Regions from separate parts of the Homo sapiens genome. Here region 2 is linked to region 1. Evidence: read pairs that join two places in POLR2A ChIA-PET (ENCODE). Cell type or tissue: MCF 10A. All regions are shown on one strand. Each heading gives the region's core, and the rest is flanking DNA. Links, peaks and the distances in the headings are about the cores only. Region 1 holds the start of MIR4492 (microRNA 4492). Region 2 has its middle 30 kb from the start of DDX6.

What was found. Peaks named below come from ENCODE experiments on the same cell type or tissue, not always from the same donor. Only the 100,000 strongest peaks of a DNase experiment are listed, where the experiment ranks them.
Region 2: POLR2A ChIA-PET joins it to region 1 with 10 read pairs; 9 of 35 experiments call an interaction of 5 or more read pairs at or near these places.

Annotation. Positions count from the first base shown.
Region 1 is chr11:118,909,858-118,915,226 of GRCh38, forward strand. BCL9L (BCL9 like) reads right to left here. Exons shown (of 10, transcript NM_001378213.1): 3 at 57-158. The coding sequence starts at 82. MIR4492 (microRNA 4492) reads left to right here and starts at 851; the gene lies at 851-930. RefSeq lists enhancers at 1,029-1,568, 1,836-3,035, 2,111-2,652, 2,653-3,194, 3,873-3,982 and 2 more. In MCF 10A, for the core only: no CTCF peak of the experiment used is centred there; DNase peaks (open chromatin) are centred at 744, 1,674, 2,194, 2,644 and 2 weaker places.
Region 2 is chr11:118,818,349-118,823,717 of GRCh38, forward strand. It overlaps the pseudogene COX7CP3. Among named protein-coding and RNA genes, the nearest start is that of DDX6, 30 kb to the left of the region's middle. RefSeq lists an enhancer at 2,713-2,792. In MCF 10A, for the core only: no CTCF peak of the experiment used is centred there; a DNase peak (open chromatin) is centred at 2,223.

The sequences.
Region 1 (5,369 bases), core at 269-5,268:
CCTTCCCTTCCCGCACTCCACACACACACATCCCACCCGCCACGACACCCACACACCTTGTCTTGTTAGCCAGGATCCTCATGGCTCCCACACACAGTGGGGCTACGGCCCCTGTGCGTGCCCAGGGCCCAGCCAGGTACTCGGTACTGGAGCACGGACTGCAGCAACAAGCCCCAAAGAGAAAACTCGTGACTTGGGGAGGGGGTGTCAGAGGGGGAGGGGAGAAGGGAGGACCCAACAGCCCTGGGACTAGGGAGCTGGATAGGGTGGGGTGGCACTGGAAAAAGAGGATTACGAGATGGGGTCTCGATCCTGGAGGCCAGCCCTGTCCCCATCCCTCCCGCACCTTGCCCTCAGGGGGCTTGCAGTCTCCAGCAAGCCTCCGCCCCGACGGGCGGCAGAGACAGAATTCACTAAAAGGCTAGGTAGCAAAGGTGCCGTGTGGGGCGGCTGTGAGGTCTCCCCTGGCCCCCTGAGGGATTCCTGCTCCCAGACGCGCCCCTCACCCAGGGTGGGGTACCCCTCGTGCCCCACCCCCAGAGCGCTCCAGCCGTGGAGGGGGCCCGGGGTTGGGGCCACGCCCCGCCCCGTCCCCAGCTCGAGGCCTAGCCCGTGCCCATCCCAGCAGGCCCGGGCGGGCAGCGAGAGGCCTGGCGGGGCCCCGGGGCTGCAGCTGGGCTCTTCTGGAGACCAGTAACGCTGGCTCGGATTCCTCCCCGACCGCAAGAATGCAGGAGCCTCCCCTCCCCCCGCCCTGCACCCCCACCCCGCCCCCTTCGGCAGAGCCCGGGCGGAGAGGCAGAGCGAGCGAGCGACAGCCAGCGAGGCAGCGAGCGGGAGGCGGACAGGACTGCAGCGTGCTTCTCCAGGCCCCGCGCGCGGACAGACACACGGACAAGTCCCGCCAGGGGCTGGGCGCGCGCCAGCCGGCAAGAGCTTGGCGAGCCCCGGGTGCTGCCAGCAGAGGCTCAGAGACCCACAGACACCCGAACTCTGACTCACACACACTCACAGCTCACACGTGGACAGGGAGACAAGACACGCACGGAGCCCAGGAAGCTAGAGGCGCGCCGAGGCCAGGGAAGCGCCGCCGGAGCGGGAGGCGCGGAGACAGCCTGGGGCACGCGCAGACACCGGGGCTGCCCGAGGGCTGAGTGGGAGCGCCGGACCCATTGAACAGATGAAAAGACTGAGGCCGGCCACAAGAGAGCCGAAGAAAGTTGAGCCTGGTAGTCACAAAGAAACACGCACAGGGCCATAGATACAGCAACAGACTTACACAAACACAGAGGCCTCACCCAACCGCCCCCAGCCCTGGCTCCCCCCTCGCCTCCCCTACCCGCCCTCCAGCAGCCCTCCAGCAGCCGATCCCGGTCAAAGGGGAGGAGTCTTGGGCCCAGGAGCTTCGTCCCGGTGACAGGCCCGGCCAGACACCGGTGCACACTCCTGATGCTCCCTGCGGGGCTGCTGGAGGCTGGGCGGGGACCTGGGGGTGAGGGGGCCCCACCTGCCACCCTGCGGGAGTCTAACCCCAACTTAACCCTAGGGCACATTGGCCTTCGCCACTCCAGCCGTGTCTCTGGGGAGGAAGGCTCCTGGGGGAAGGTTCCAAAGTCCAGGACCTGCCTGGGAAGCAGCCCGCCACCCCCAGCTTCTCCATCACAACCAGGGAAGAGCAGAGGCAGAGGCTGGAGTCACTGAGATACCAGGGCTCTGAGCAGGCTCCTGGCTGGCATGCATCTCAGGCTCTCCCTTCACCAGCTCGCTGATTCTCAAAAGGATCGACCCCATTTCAACGAGGAAACTGAGGTCTGGGAAAAGGAAGTGGCGTGACCTTGAGTCACATATCCAGTATGTGGCAGTGTGGGGACGGACCCTCATTCCAGACACTGCAGTGACCCCACCTCCCCACGCCAGCCATGACTGCTCCTCTGAGCCTGCATCAGATAGTTGGGCTTCCCACATTCCAGCCACAGTGCCCAGGTCCCCCATAAGGGGGGAGGGGCAGGGCAAGGGCCACTCACTACCTATGTTCACAGCCTCAAAAATTGAGAACCTGTAAGAATTTGGGAAGGGGCTATTAGAAAATCAGTCCTCTCCAGTGGCCGTTCAGGCCTAGGCTCCTCCCCAGAAGACTCTTCCAGTCACCCTCCCCTCCGGGACTCCACCCCCTCTCTCCCACCCCGCCGCAGGGCGAGCTGAGTCAAGCGTGGATGAGTCAGGACTTTCCCATCTCACACCTCCCCCCTTTGCCCCTCAAGAGTCTGCCCCAGCTCCCGAAGACCCCTCCTCCTCCACACACTCACAGTCTCCGAAGACACCTGGAAGGCCTGGTGATGGGAAGCCAAGAGGGCTGATCCCAGCCCAATGCAATTTTAAAGCACCCAGTGAAGGGGGCTTGCTAGTACCAGGCCAGGGGCCCTTGAGGTACGAGAAAGCAAAGGGATGGGGCTCTGGGAACACGTCACCGTGCCTCCCTCTTAGGGGGTTAGGTGGGGAGGGGTAGCAAGCTCACAAACAGGGAGCAGGTGCGAGTCACCTGAGTGGAAGGCCAGGCGCATACCAGGAGAATGAATCGGAGGAGCGGAAGAGGCGGCTTGACAAAGGGCCTGAGATATCCATCCGCTCCCCCACCCCGAGTGACGCGAGGGTAGGAGCTAGCAGCCTAAGGGTTGCTAAGGGTTAAAGTGGACTTGATCCTAGCTGGGGGAGGGAGCTGAGGAAGGCTCAGATGCCCAGAGCCTCCAGGTATGACACACCGGCTCTGCTCCACACACAACTACCACAGGTAGGGCAGGCGTTCACACATCCAGTGGCAACCTGCCTGCTCCTAGCTGCCCCCACGTTGGGAGCCTCTGCTTGGCTCACCAGCTGGCCCAGCAGTGTCACTGCCTAGCTCAAAACCACCCCAAAGAGGCAGTGAGGAAATGTTTTGGAGGGTTCATGCTCCTGAGCTGCCAGGGCCCCCTGTGATGACGTGAAAGCCCAGGACCCTGCTGGGGACAACAGGGCGAACGAGATCCTTGGCCTCTGGCTCAGGGAGATACAGCGCCCGAGACGACAGGGTCCCAAATCCCCTTTCTCCTGGGTGTCAGGACCCCTCAGTCCTCAGAAGCTCTCTCCACCACTCAGGTCACTTCCTCTTCCTGAGGTGGTGACTCAGCGGGCAGGGAGGTCAAGGATTCGTAGCCCAGCAGGAAATCTGCTCAAGGACCAAGGTGCTGCTCTGGGACCCTCGATGTGGGGACTTCCAGGCTTAGGGGGCCTTCCCATGGCCCTGGTTCCTAGTAGCTCTCCACACTTCCCCCGACTCTGTGCCAAAGGAGACCATGCAAATCAGCCATTTTTGCTTGGGAGGTTTTCCCTGGGAGTTTCCAGCCCCACCCCACCTGCAGCCCTAGGGTAATGTCAGACAACCCCAGCTCCACAGGACCAGGGAAACTCCTGGTCCCAGACCTTTCTAGTCTGGGATTGTTGAACAGGGTACTGGGGGGTGATCGGCGGTTTTGCCCATTCTGGCCCACTGTCCCTTCTGGAGCCTGCACAGACAAGTGGCATTGCTTGGACAGGCCTGAGGTCACCTCACTTCTCTTGGCTCCTACAGTCATTGTCAGTGTGGCCGGGCCTTGGGAAGCAATCATGGCCTGGCAGTGGGGTGCCCCCAAAGACAGCTACCCAATCCCCAGCTGCTCCCTCCCACAGGGGGAGGGGTAGAGAGGGGGTGGGGGGCACAAGGAAACAAGACAGGGCAGGAAGCCCAGGCAGGCGGCGGGCACTCTGGGCCAGGCACAAACAACCAACACAGGAAACCACAGCCCACCCCCGCCCACCCCACCCGCCCAAGGCTCTGGGAGAGAGGAGTGCCAAAAGCTTGGTACCCCAACAGAGGCAAGGGCCAGGGGTTAGCCCAGGGCAAGGGAGGAGCAAGAAGCTCTCCAGTCCTCTCTCTGCCCCAGACCCTACCTGGGGAGGGTAGAGGGAGCCAGGCTGGCAGGGATGGTGCTGCCTCTTTAAATCCACCGAAATCCTGAGCTAGGCCCAACCTAGCTCTGGTTTCACAGGAAGGAAAGGAGCTCAGGAGCCAGTAGGGCAGGCAGTGGTGGCTGGAATTAGCCCCACCGGCCCAAATATATCTGGTCTCTGCCCGCCGCCCCACTGGTACTTCCTGTCCCCTGGCACCTGCACCAGGGTGGGGGTAGGAGATGATCCAGGTGCCACTCTCTACCCTATGGAGACTCCCATCTCAGGAGGTGGTGTGGTGCTGGGTTCACATGGGTAGAAGGTAACTTCCCAAGCCTGGGTTCCCAGAACAGGCAGAGATGGGCAAGGCAGCTCCCTGTGGGCCCTCACCTGGCCTCAGTCCTCCAAGGGGTTAATCTGTCCCCTATTTAGGGGGGTAGGGGTGGCCGAGGAACCTCCTCCAAACTGCCTGGCTGCTGGGAACAATGGGGCCATTGTGGGAGGATGGAGTGCAGCAGACTGCTGGCACAGCCAAGCGCACCACGGTGGGACCTCACCCAGCGCCCGCCCGCCTGCCTGCCTGCTCTGCTCTCTCCCCAGGTACAGCCAGAGGCAGAGGCATCCTCCTGGCCCCTCACCTCCCCTGATGGCTCACACTCTTGGCAGCAGCAGCACCTGGGGGCCCCACGAGCTCTGCCCACATTGACATCCAGACTGTCATGACCCTCCAGGATGCAGGGGCACGTGGGCCAGGCCGGGAGGGGTGGGGGTGATGAGACAGGATGTATGCCTGTGACCTCTGCAGGGAGACAGAAGGCCACACGGGGTTTCTGGTGTCAGTCCTGGCACCCTCAGGCAAGAAAGGCTTAGGGGATTGTGAGAGCAGTGACAGGCAGGGTCCCCTGTCCCCAGGCCTCCTCTCCCACACCCATTCAGTAAAGCTGCTCCCAGAGGAGGTCTGGTGCCTGGTGGCCTCGCCCTCTGAGGTTGGGGCCCTGGCAGGCAGTATGATGCAGTGGAATAAGAACTGAGTTTGAGGGCCGGGCGCGGTGGCACACGCCTGTAATCCCAGCACTTTAGGAGGTCAAGGCAGGTGGATCACGAGGTCAGGAGTTCAAGACCAGCCTGGCCATGATGGTGAAACCCTGTCTCTACTACAAACACAAAAATTATCCAGACATGGTGGTGGGCGCCTGTAATCCTAGCTACTCAGGAGGCTGAGGCAGAGAATTGCTTGAACCCAGGAGGCGGAGGTTGCAGTGAGCTGAGACGCACCACTGCACTCCAGCCTGGGCAACAGAGCGAGACTGTCTCAAAAAAAAAAACCAAGTTTGTAGTCAGACAGTGTCAATCACACCCTGCCCCTTCTCATCTATGGGGCCTTGTCCTTCCCTTTATCCCTCTGAGCC
Region 2 (5,369 bases), core at 122-5,121, 92 kb before region 1:
TATTAATATTTGACTTACAAATATAAATAGTATATGATTATGGTCAGTTTTAATACGGCCAAACAATTTTCTAAAGTCATACCATTGTTTCATACTGCTTTCAAAAATGTTCTTTTGTTTTCCCTTATATTTAGCAAAATATTTTGTTGAGGACTCCAACTCATTTCATCTACAAACAAAAGTTTAAAAATCTATGCTTAGACCAAAGGGATGGAAAAAGAACAGCAAAGACACAGGAAACCTGAGGGAGGAGGAAACTGGGACAGATTCAGGACTGTTTGGCCAGCCAGTTCTTCCTGTAAGATATTCTCTTTCAAGAGCTAAGCTTTGGGGGTTCTAATTCTGTTTTAATAAAACACAGTGTTCCTTTACATAGTTGAACTGAATTGTTTTCCAACAAATATGAATTAAATTGCCTCATTATTTATTTAGGTTAAACAATTAAACTGTAAGCTTAAGAGGAAAGGGACCTTGTACATTCTTCAACATTATAGCCTCAGACATAACAGATGCTCAATAAATGTTTGGATAAATGAATGAATAAATAAATGAATCAGTTTCCTAAAACTTAGCAACTATCTATCATGACCTGATGTAGCATAGTTGGTTCATTATGCTGTGTCTCAAATTCAATGATCCAGGCCTTTCTCCTGAGTCTACCCCAAATACCATGAGACTATATTGGAGCTCTCTTGGGATTATACATGGAGGATCAATAGGCTGGACAACCCCACTCCCTCAGACAGTCAGCCTGGCACTGCCCTTATAGAGATCCTGGTCAAACAGTAGACATAGGCCAAGCACGGTGGCTCAAGCCTGTAATCCCAGCACTTTGGGAGGCCGAGTTGGGAGGATCACTTGAGGCCAGGAGTTTGAGACCAGCCTGGGCAACATGGTGAGACCTCATTTCCATTAAAAATAAAAAATTTAGCCATGCATGGTGTCATGCACCTGCACTTCCCAGCTATTCATGAGGCTGAAGCGGGATGATTTCTTGAGCCTGAGAAGTCAAGGCTACAGTAAGCTGTGATTAGCCTGGGCGACAGAGCGAGACCCTGTCTCAAAAAAAAAAAAAAAAAAGAGATAATTTATGAAAGAATATGTACACACACTCAGAATGATGCATGTGGCTTAACTGTTTACAAGTGTGAATAAATGGCTCATTTACATAGAGTATCACATTTAATCCTCTCAAAGCCCTAAGGGGCTTGTTATTATAATCTTCATTTTATAAATGAGGCAGTTCAGAGAAATGAGGTGAGTTGTTAAAGGTCACAACCAGTAATTGTTAAAGCCTCAATTTAAACTTAGGTCTGTCTAGAGCCTGAGATTTTAAGAATTATGTGTGCATAAATAATTTAAAAATTAAATTTTCTTTGGCTCTCAAGGACATGTATTTTTGCATCTGATTTCAATTAAGCTAAATACATTTGGTGCCGACTAGGTACCGAAGACATTTATATAACTTAAGATAATATCACAATGTATTTACCTTCTCTAAGCACTCCTTCAGCTTCCCTGATTAGGAGGCGGCTGGGCCTTGAAAGAAAACTTCCTTTCTGATGTACGGAACAGAGGACTAGGAGCCTGCGTGAGTAGGTCTTAGGGTGAAGGAAGCCTTTTCAGAAGGGGAGATGAGGGAGAGAGGAAAATGAATTGGCAGGAAAAAGGCAGAAAAGGTATATTTCAAGAGGGAAGTCTGAAAATTATTTCCATCAGAGCTTTCTGTGACTTGTTTTAATGATAGCCATCCAGGCTTTTTATTTTATTTATTTATTTTATTTTATTTTGAGATGGAGTCTCACTCTGTTGCCCAGGCTGGAGTAGAATGGCGCGATCTCAGCTCACTGCAACCTCCGCCTCCTGGGTTCAAGCGATTCTCCTGCCTCAGTCTCCTGAGTAGCTGGGACTACAGGCGCCCACTACCACACCCGGCTAATTTTTGTGGTTTTTTTAGTAGAGACAGGGTTTCACTATATTGGCCAGGCTGGTCTCAAACTCCTGAACTTGTGATCCACCCATCTCGGCCTCCCAAAGTGCTGCGATTACAGGCATGAGCCACCGCGCCTGGCCAGCCATCCAGTTCTTGAAGGCCAAAGAAAGCATAATAAACCTGAAGATTCTTGGCAGATCCTGGCATTGCTGGACTGCAGGGTGCATAAACACCCTGGGTGACAGATGACGTGGCCGGCCATCTCAGGCCCATCCCTGTGCACTGGGTCTGGACGGTGCCAGCTCCTTGGCAACACTGCAGGCTGTTATGACCCTGTGCCAGGGCGGGGGAGGGGCCGAGCACCAGGTGACGTGGCAACACCGCAGTCAAAGGAAAGCCATGCTAAGAGGCCACTGCCCCGCAGTCCTGTGACAGGCAAGGGGAATGCAGGAATATTGGGGAAGAGGGGAGGGGTGGAGGGGAAGGATCATTGTTGCACGGCTCTAGCAAGAAAGAAAATCTAAAATTCTGCTTCATGGCTCAGCTCCCAGCACAGCTAATGCTTGGAATGGACCAGTTGCCTGGACAGTTTCAATTATTTGTCATAAGCAGCTCAGGCCTTGGTGTGCAGATTTCCTTTGCCCCTCAGTTTCAGATAGCCCACTGTGGCCCCTGCTCATGATTCAGACTGAAATAGCTGCCTGTTTTGCATGCCAGTTAAGCCTGCATTTCAGTTCTTGTTTCTTTGAAAGGACCTGTCAGGGAAGCAGTATGAAATGTCAGGTTCCGGTTTGGTATTCCCCCTCTACCTTCAACCTTGTAGCTTGACTTTTGTGGGATTCCCACTCATGCTCAGAGTCCCCTCATGCGAATAGGCTTATCTAATTCACAAGTAGCTCGGTGATGTGATGATGCCTGGCCCTGTGAAATCATATTTTTTCACCTTACATCACCTTCCATGGACTGGCTGGAATTCAGATTAGTTAGCCATCCCATTCTTGCTTGGACATGCTTATTAAAGATAGAGGATATTGGCCAGGCGCAGTGGCTCATGCCTGTAACCCCAGCCCTTTAGGAGGCTGAGGCAGGTGAATCATCCAAGGTCAGGAGTTCAAGACCAGCCTGGCCAACGTGGTGAAACTCCGTCTCTACTAAAAATACAAAAAATTAGCCGGGTGTGGTGGCACGCACCTGTATTCCCAGCTACTCGGGAGGCTGAGGCAGGAGAATTGCTTGAACCCAGGAGGCAGAGGTTGCAGGGAGCCGAGATCGTGCCACTGCCCTCCAGCCTGGGCAACAGAGTGGGACTCCATCTCAAAAAAAAAAAAAGGCATTATCAATTATCAAGGAATTATCAATTTCTTCCTACAAAATAACTGAGGAGTCCTACATAGATCTTTACAATTGTCTGTGTAGAAGTTCAAACTCCTGAAAGTTGGCTAGTCCTTGTTCATATCTACCCCATACCTGTGTTAATACCGTTTACATTTACTCTTTCAGACACAGGGGAACAAGGTCCTGAGCAAAGGAGGACTTGGTATGAACAAGTGGGTTTGGTGCCGCCATTGCTTCTGGCTTGGGTCTCTGCAACTTTGGTGGAGCTTCCAAGAGCTCCATGTGGGGACGGAGCATTAGATGGTTGACAACATCTGTGGTCTGCAGGAGCCACTATGCGGAGGGCCCAGGGAAGAATTTGCCATTTTCAATGAAAAACACGTGGCAGTTACTAATTATGATGACTTTGTACTGGGATCGGGATCTGCGGCACCCTTCTTTAAAGTAAAACACCAACTGCTTAAGAAATAAGAATGTTTTAGTTTATCCATTGAACAGACATGAAGAGTGTTTCAAGAGATGCAATCCCTTTGAAAAATGGATCAAACTCTTGAACTCATGTAGCATACTAGATATGTTTGTGAATAAACTCATGACATGAAAAATCAGTCAATCAATTTAGCCTTGGACATAAATAGATAATGGCTTCTCATTCCCCGTTTACAGTGGCCCCTCCTTCTCTTGTCTTTTCCAAATACAAGACCGCTTAGATCTTTATCATCATCCTGAGGAGCTGATATTCAAGATTATATGTAAGACATGGGGAACTTGAACTCAGAGGGGTTTTTTTGTGTTTGTGTGTGTGTGTGTGTGTGTGTGTGTGTGTGTGTGTGTGTGACAAGGTCTCACTGCTGCCCAGACTGAGTGCTGTGGCACAGTCACAGCTCACTGTAGCATCAACCTCCTGGGCTCAAGCGATCCTCCTACCTCAGCCTCCTGAGTAGCTGGGACCACAGGTATGCACCAGTATGCTCGGCTAATATTTTTATATTTTGTAGAGACAGGGCTTTGCCATGTTGTCCAGACTGGTCTTGAATTCCTGGACACAAGTAATCTTCCTGTCTTGGCCTCCCAAAGTGCTGGGATTACAGGTGTGAGCCACCGTGCCCAGCCAGAATTGGAGATTTTTAAATACAGAAATTCTCAAGTGCTTTGCCCAGGAAGGGCTACATTTGTCAACTTTTCTGGCTGCTGGAGCAGGTCAGAGAGGGCTAATATTCCTGTCAGAGGTGGTAGATTTCCTCTGACCCCATTTGTTCATCTCTACACTTTCTGAAGAAAAGTCCCTTTTCAGATGTCTATATATTTTTAAATATTCTCATTATTTAGAAAGCTCCTTTCTTTATGTTCTGAGTGAATTACTCCCATGTGTTAAGAGTTGGGAAGTGATAGGAAAGGTAGGGTCCAAGGAAAGTAGTCAAAATTGATCAAGGACCCAGCTGAAAGATAAATGAAGTTGAACAGTTCACAAAAGAGGAAATATATTGGGCTAAAAGACACGTGGGAAAATGTTCAACTTCACTAATAACAAAAGAAATGCAAATTTTAAGAACCAGGTACCGTTTCATCTATAAAATTTGCAAAAGTTAAAAATGTGTGGCCTGGCGCAGTGGCTCATGCCTATAATTCCAGCACTTTGGGAGGCCAAGGTGGGTGGATCATGAGGTCAGGAGTTCGAGACCAGCCTGGCCAAAGTGGTGAAACTCCGTCTCTACTAAAAATACAAAAAATTAGCTGGGCATGGTGGCAGGCACCTGTAATCCCAGCTACTTGGGAGGCTGAGGCAGAGAATTGCGTGAACCTGGGAGGCGAAGTTTGCAGTGAGCCGAGATTGCACCACTGTGCTCCAGCCTGGGCAACAGAGCAAGACTCCATCTCAAAAAAAAAAAAAAAAAAGGGTTGGGGGTGGTGAGAAAATACCCAGTATTGGCAAGCATGCAGTGTGGTGGCTGTCTTTATGCCCTGCTAGTGGTGGGCTAAATTGATGCCACTTTTAGGGAAACCATCTGGTGATGCGTATCAATCATATTCCTGTTAAATTATCCTAAGAAAGTTATCCAGAACATAACACAAATTTATTCACAATGATGCAGCGTTATTT